Linked DNA regions of Homo sapiens: region 1 is linked to region 2. Evidence: read pairs that join two places in POLR2A ChIA-PET (ENCODE). Cell type or tissue: GM12878. All regions are shown on one strand.

Region 1 (4,000 bases), 470 kb before region 2:
CTTACTGTGTAGAGCATAATGTTTGGGGGGTTTTTCCCAAGAAGCGTGAATTACTTTTGTAATTTTCGATTGTGTGTATTACATATGTCAAATGAAGAAATGGAAGATGAAAAAGTGCAGCTTGTGCGGATCTGTCTTGCAGAAGGTTCAGCTGTGAGCTAAGCTGGTGGGGGTAGCGCAGGAGCGTGTGGGGGCGTAAAGTCTGTTGTGGAGTGGGGATCTGAGTGGGCTGTGGATGCAGAAACAGATGCTACACCATGACGGGAGGACCTCAGGGAGGGTTGGGAGGGATCCAGAGTCCCAGGGAAGGAGGGCTCAGGGTTCTGCTGCAGGGGAGGGTCCTCTTCTGTGTTCCCCAAGATCAGAATGACAAAGTCAGGGATGCTGATGGCTGAGCCTCCCAACATGCAGTCGCTGCCCAGCCTGCATTCTCCCTGCCTTCATCTTTGTCCCCATGGGCACGTTTTGACCTGAAACTGACCTAAGAGAGAATAAGCTGAGTGACAAGGGAAGCCAAACTGTGTGATTCACCACGGTAGTTTGAAATCCTGATTTAGGCTTTGCTTTGCTGACTGAATTTATGCTCAGTTAGGGAGAGGATGGGGTGGCAACTTGTAGGCCTGGCATTAAGCACACTGGTCCCAGCTGAGAGCCAGGCACGATGCCCCCATCCCTCCTGGTTCATAAGGTGCTGGTCTATCAGCTCCAGTCCCCTTGCTTGGTGTCCCTGAAGTCTCAGTCTGGCAGTTTTACACGTGCTAAGGCATGAATCCGGCTTTACAGAGGGCTGTTGATCCTCAGAAGCTGACACAGAATCTGAGTATCCTCCTGAGTCCCATATTTACCTACCTATGGCAGGAGGTTTTTTAAAAAATCCTGAAGATACAAAGACTTTGAAGTGTAAGTGGCTAAAGAAAGCTCAGGTTCCTGGTGATCAGCTGCTCTGTGCTGACCTTGTGTACATTCAGAAGTTTCCAAGATGCAGCAGAGCTGGGTCTAGCAGGCATCGCCTTCTCTTTTGTTTAACACATCTGTTGAAGATCAACCAAGATGGTGAGGCATCCTTTTAGATGCTGGGGATTCAAAAAGAAATTAACGAGACCTGGTTCCTGCTCTTGGCAAACTGTCAGCTTACAGAGGAACATAGTTTTGCAAAAACATATTGGAAAGCAGGGCAGTAAGAGTGATTACAGGGGCATGTAACAGGGGAAGTGATAGGGAAAAGGGTGGAGTTTCTCCTGCACTTCGGGGAAGGCCATCAGGGTGGGTCATGGGGAAGCCCTCGATTAGTAGGTCATTTTTTTTTTTTTTTTGAGATGGAGTCTTGCTCTGTTGCCCAGGCTGGGCTACAGTGGCGCGATCTCGGGTCACTACAACCTCCACCTCCTGGGTTCAAGCAATTCTCCTGCCTCAGCCTCCCGAGTAGCTGGGATTACAGGCACGTGCCACCACGCCCGGCTAATTTTTGTATTTTTAGTAGAGATGGGGTTTCACCATGTTAGCCAGGCTGGTCTCAAACTTCTGACCTCATGATATGCCCACCTCAGTCTCCCAAAGTGCTGGGATTACAGGCGTGAGCCACCGCGCCTGGCCGATCAGTAGGTCTTTTAATAGGTTCTCACCTCACAGGACTCCCTCAACTGGCCTTGTAAATCCAACCACATTTATTCTGTTGAATAAAAGGTTCCATTGGCAAAAGACCCAAGGCCTTTTGTCCTTAGAGTAGGCATGGATTTTCTAGTGATACCCCACTATTGCTAATCCCATGCAGAGCAGGAAAAAGGTGGCAGAACTGGCAGTTAAGTGCACACATGCATTTACTTCTAGACATTTAATCACAAAGAAAACTTCCTTAAAAGAAGCTGAAGTTCCGAAATGGTTACATGAATTGAGATTGTAATAGGAGGGATCTAGGTGCTGTCAATTGAATGGAGTGAGGCCCAAACAGCAACTAATCTCTTTAATAGGGAGATCCAGAAATACACAGAGACCTTTCTTTATATTCCTAAACTGATGAGAAAGGTAATCTGGCCTAGTGATTCCACAGATTGACTTCAGGACACTCTAGGTTGCTCCCACGAGTGTGGGAATCAACTCAGAGAAATTTGCAAAAACTCCAAAACAAATCATTTTGGTTTTTAAAAACATGAGTGTTTTAAAACTGTTTTTTAAAAAATGAGTGACTAAGAGATGTCCCGTTCCCCACTCACTTCTTCTCTCGTAGGCAGTGGGAGAGCTGGAAGAGCCTGTTACAAACCTCAGCCCATTAGCATCTCCCAGCTCTGTCTTTTGAGAAGATGACTGAGAGGAAGGTGGTATTGAGAAAACAAAGCATCCAGCCTTTGTGAAGCTGAGCCTTAAGGTCCCCTCTCCAGCCCTGGCTGACCCCAGACCCTCGTTTTCTTCTCTGGCATCCAACTTCAAGGATTGGCCTGTTTCCCTTTAACTATAGCTACCACTCAGCTCACTCGCTGAAGAAGGCAGAGCCCACGCCTCCTGGCACAGTTTCCCTTCGGCTACCTAAGGCAAGCGAATGAGTCTTTTTCATCGTAATGAGCTGTATTTCCCTCACTATGGAACAACAGGGGCTAAACAAATTAATAAATATGCTCAGCTTTTCCTTCTTGGTTTGTGAATTCTCTCTACGTTTTGGCTATCATCCTAACCACTTGCCACAAGCAGCACAATTAATGTTTTTTCTGCAATTAATGTTTTTTCCCCATTTAGCTTGCTCTTTCTTTCTTTTCTTTCTTTTCTCTCTCTCTCTCTCTCTTTCTGTGCTGGGATTACAGGCATGAACCACCGCGCCCGGTCGAGTTTTTTTCTTAATATGCTGTTTTGCTGAACTGAGTTTTAGTTCCTAGTAACAGAGACTAACTCTGGAAAGCTTTCGTCAACGACAATGAAAACAACAGCAGCAAAAGAAATTATCAGACGGTTGTTATCTCATGAGATCTACTTTGGATTAGTGCTGTCATGTTCCCCTCCAAGCATTCACACAGGAATGTGGTCATGTCATTTCTAGAACAGTATGAAGACAAGTAGGATCTTTACAGCCCTGAGTCTTCCCATCTGAGCTTGAGGTCTGGCTCTCCCAGTCTCTCTCACTGAGAACAATTTTTACACATAATACTGGGGTTTAAAAAGCTCAAGCCACTTGAGGTGGGATGTTTTTCTGAGGAAATACCTGGACAAGGGTGCATTTGTGTCCACTAAGGAAAATGTTGGAAATACCCTAAACATCAAGAATAGGAGATTGGTACCCCCACAGTAACAGACATTCAAAATCTAGAACTATTATCATTGTAACTTAGCAGTGGTAAAGCCATAATTGGAAGCCAGCCTGTCTGATATCACTATCTGGTCTTCACCCCAAGCTGCACTGCCTTCTATACACATTTCTCATTCACTTCACCTGGGCTAGCTCTCTCGGCAAATAAGGCAATGAATCTGGAGAAGCAGGTCCTACAGAACAATTTATATCAAGGCGAATGGATACTTTAATTTTCATACTAATGAAAGTTAACACTGTTGCTAAATTCCAGACAATGTGAGAAGGTTTTAAATCACTCTCTCCTTCAGTTCTTCATTTAGCCTTGGGAGATGGGAACTGGTTATTTTATTTTCTTCTTTGGTGAGGGATGGCGTCTCACTCTGTCATCCAGGCTGGAGTACAGTGGCACAATCTCAGCTCACTGCAACCTCCGCCTCCCAGGTTCAAGCAATTCTCCTGCCTTAGCCTCCCGAGCAGTGGGGAATATAGGCATGCAGCACCATATCTGGCTAATTTTTGTATTTTTAGTAGAGATGGGGTTTCACCATGTTGGCCAGATTGGTCTCGAACTCCTGACCTCAAGTGATCTGCCCACCTTGGCCTCCCAAAGTGCTGGAGCTAGTTATTTTATGAACACTGTGGTGCACTTGTGTGCTCCTCCACCACTAGGTTCCCCCTGCCTCCCTCCTTCCAAACCAAGGTGGGGCAGGCCCTATAGGTGCATGC
Region 2 (4,000 bases):
TCTCTTCTTCTAGACTTCTAGTGAAATTATAAGCACTACAACTCAAGGTAGTGTGCTTCTATAACTGTTCCATATCCTGTATTTTCTTTTTAACCTAAGTTTCTAAACACTTGAAAGAGCTAAAAAGCTATTCTTGCTGCCCAGTAGGAGGAATCTTGATTCCTCTCCTTCTACTGTTTCAGGCAGACTTTTGGGTCTTTGAGGTCTGAGATTTCTTCAGAGGGTAAAAGAAGTTAATTCCCTTTTTTTGTATCACATTGGCAACAGGAAACTGCAAAGTGGGTGGTTCAAACTTTTTTTATAGTTTCACACCATCAAGGTGGTCAAATTGTTTCCTTTTCTTTTTAGAGAGAGAAATGGATGGAGGTAGGGTTCTTTTAGGACTGGGGAAGAAAGAGGCTGGATCACCAGGTGGAGGTTGTGGGCAGTTCTTCACAGTCCCAGGGACAGAAAGGGCACCTAGAGCCCAGCTGTGGTCCTGTGGTGCACTGAGATTCTCTGTGGATGCAGAGCATAAGCTTCCTCCTGTGTTTGAGCCTGGCATGGGGCAGAAGAAGTGCCTGTCTTGGAATGACCTGCTTAGGCCCTCAAAAGGAGCAGGCACCAGTAACCACTGCAAATAGATGACTGCTCCAGCTGACTACTCCACCTTCTTCTTCTTTTTTTTTTTTTTTTTTTTTAAGACAGTCTCACTCTGTTGTCCAGGCTGGAGTGCAGTGGTATGATCTCATCTCAATGCAACCTCCATCTCCTGGGTTCAAGCGATTCTTCTGCCTCAGCCTCCCGAGTAGCTGGGACTACAGGCACATGCCACCACACCTGGCTACCTTTTGAATTTTAGTATAGATGGGGTTTCACCATGTTAGCCAGGCTGGTCTCAAACTCCTGACCTCAAGTGATCTGCCTGCCTCTGCCTCCCAAAGTGCTGGGATTACAGGTGTAAGCCACCATGCACAGCTGACTCTACCTTCTAGATTTAATTTGATTAAAAGATATGACACAGACTGAAAATAATAGAGTGATTCATTCATTTGGCAGGAAACTATAATATTTCAGGAACAAACAAGAACCTGTGACTACAAAAAGGTGGTCATGGGAGGATCAAGGACATGAGAGCAGCCATTATGGAAATTCTTAAGAAGCAACTGACAGGGCTTGGAGCCCAGGGAAATGTTGAGGTAATGCAGGGAAACAGGATTCAGAGATTTCACGCGGGAATAACACAGAGGGTAGTAAAAACCAAGTGAATTTTAAAGCTTAATATTAATGGATAAATTGAATGTTATTTTTCCACACAAAGAAAAACATGCAAAATTAGTTATATTACTTATATGAGAGAATCACGTACCAAAATCCCGTCAGAGAGACAAGCAGGTCATCAGGTTCAAAGAATACCTGGATTTATGAAAGCAAAGTGGATACCTTGCCTTGCTTCTATTTTGAATAAATGTGCTACCAACGATCCACTATCATGGACTCACATCTGAAAAAGGGAAATCATGGTGCTCGCTTCGGCAGCACATATACTAAAATTGGAATGATACAGAGAAAGATTAGCATGGCCCCTGTGCAAAGATAATACATAAATTTGTGAGGCGTTCCATCTTTTGTTTTTTTAAAAAGAAAAGCTTGTTCTTTGTCAGATCAAAACAATACAAAACAAGACTGTACCACCACCACTACCACAAACAAAGTCACTCTTTCTTGCTACAGTTCCCAATAGAAATGAATCCTTGGGCCATTTCTTTTAAGTTACTTAGTCTCTAGTAACAATGACTATATGTCTGATTTTTGCAATACTGGTAAGAGACTACCATTGGTGATAACATAATTGTGCAGAAAAAGGACTGTATTTTCATCAATGATGGACTAACTGAAACCTTGTAACTTTGCTACCCTTTCCACTGTGTGTATGTGTGTGTGTGTGTGTTTCCTTCAAATACCTGTATTTTGTATTTGGTGAACCAGTTTTCTAAATCCAGATTTTCTTGAAAAACTGCAAGTAAAGATTATTTTCTCTTTACAGTGCTTCATTCTCGAACTCTTCTGTTAAGCATTGTTGGGCACACCAAGGTACCCCAAGGGACTCACTCAGGAGACCTAACAAACCATGTTGCCCAAGAAAGGCACTCCTTGCAGACCGCTTGTGCAGAAAGGAGCTGGTGGGGATTTCATGATGAGGTAACAGCCTTGCTCTCGTTGACTGCTTCGGTTTCCATGTTGTGTTTGTGACTTTCTGTTTCTATTTCTGAACTAAGCCTGTATTTGTTACTGATGTGCATACTACCATTTGGTTTTCGCATTGGTGGCAGGAATGTTGAGTGGTGGTCTTATGGTCTAAAGACCTGCATTCTCTAAGGCAGCAGACAACAGGGAAGTCACTTGAGTTCCTTCCTACACTTACTATAGATCTCTTCTGATCACTGATGGAGTCCTATGTGTAGATGGTCTTTGTTGTGCACCATTATAAACTTAAATGTCTCAAACTGATTAGAGAAAATATATTTTTCCAGAAGGTCAGCTGGACTGGAGAGCAACCCCGGATGAGAAACATCACAACTCCTTTGTCTTCGAGGTTTAAGTAGTTCTATGGCCCTCCTGTTTCTGCAGCTGCTAAAACTGATCTGTGGGTTTTTGCTGAGGTGCTCTGAGTTTATTTTTTCTAAAAAACTTCTTTATTGCAGTAAAATACTTATAAAATTTACCATTTTATCCATTTTAAGTATATAGTTCATTGATATTATGTAGACTCATATCATTCTACAATCATATATCTCCAAAACTCTTTTCATCTTGCAAAATTGAAACTTTAAAAGCATTTAAACAACTCCCCAACCCTTCCCTTCAGTCCCTGGAAACCCCCATTCTACTTTCTGTCTCTTTGAATTTGACAACCAGGTACCTCATATAAATGGCATCATAAAGGATTTGTCTTTTTGTGATTGGATTATTTCACTTAGCATAATGTTCTTAAGGTTCATCCATGTTGTAGCATATGTCAGAATGTACACTCTTTTTTTCTTTTTTTCCAAGCAGGGTCTCATTCTGTCATCCAGGGTGTAGTGCACTGGTGCAATTTCAGCTGACTGCAACCTCTGCCTCCTGGGTTCAAGCAATTCTCATTCCTCAGCCTCCTGAGTAGCTGAGATTACAGGTATGTGACACCCCACCCAGCTAATTTTTTGTATGTTTAGTAGATACAGGGTGTCACTATGTTGGCCAGGCTGGTTTGAACTCCTGGCCTCAAGTGATCTGCCCACCTTGGCCTTCCAAAGTGCTGGCAGTACAGGCGTGAGCCACTGCACCCAGACAGAACTTTCTTTTCAAGACTGAATAATATTCCATTGCATGTATATATCATATTTTGCTATTCTTCTGTTGACGAAAAATTGGGTTGATACTTCATTTTCACTCTTGAGAATAATGGTGTGAACACGGATGTACAAATATCCTTTTACTTTCAATCTATTTCTGTCTTTGAATCTAAAGTAAGTTTTTTGTAGGCAACATATAATTGCATCATATTTTTTTAATGCACTCTGTCAATCTCTGTCTTTGATTGGAGAGTTTATCCATGTATATTTAAAGTAATTACTCATAAAAAGGGTCTTATTTCTAGCGTTTTTCTGTTTTCTATATGCCTTGTAGCTTTTTTGTTTGTCCCTAATTTCCTGCACCACTATCTCCTTTGTGTTGATTGTTTTCTGTAGTGAAATGTTTTAATTTCCTTATTTTCTTTCGTCTATATAGTTTAATGATTTTCTTTGTGGTTACCACAGGGATTACATTTAACATTATACCATTATAATTTGAATTTATACCAGGTTAACTTCAATAACATACAAACACTTTGTTCATTTACAGTTCCATCTCACACTTTTCAGTTATTGATGTCACACAATTACATCTTTAAACATTGTGTGTCCAAAAACATAAATAATTGGTTTTTAAAAACGAATTATGTAGAAAATTTCTCTTTAATTATGTAGAAAAAAATGTG

What was found. ChIA-PET counts read pairs that join two places held together with the same protein. Peaks named below come from ENCODE experiments on the same cell type or tissue, not always from the same donor. Only the 100,000 strongest peaks of a DNase experiment are listed, where the experiment ranks them.
Region 1: POLR2A ChIA-PET joins it to region 2 with 5 read pairs; 3 of 35 experiments call an interaction of 5 or more read pairs at or near these places.

Annotation. Positions count from the first base shown.
Region 1 is chr5:10,557,093-10,561,092 of GRCh38, forward strand. No RefSeq gene overlaps it. Among named protein-coding and RNA genes, the nearest start is that of ANKRD33B, 5.0 kb to the right of the region's middle. In GM12878, no CTCF peak of the experiment used is centred here; no DNase peak of the experiment used is centred here.
Region 2 is chr5:11,025,698-11,029,697 of GRCh38, forward strand. The region is part of intron 16 of CTNND2 (catenin delta 2); the gene reads right to left. It also overlaps the pseudogene RNU6-429P. Among named protein-coding and RNA genes, the nearest start is that of CTD-2154B17.1, 240 kb to the left of the region's middle. In GM12878, no CTCF peak of the experiment used is centred here; a DNase peak (open chromatin) is centred at 2,104; H3K4me3 peaks cover 214 bases.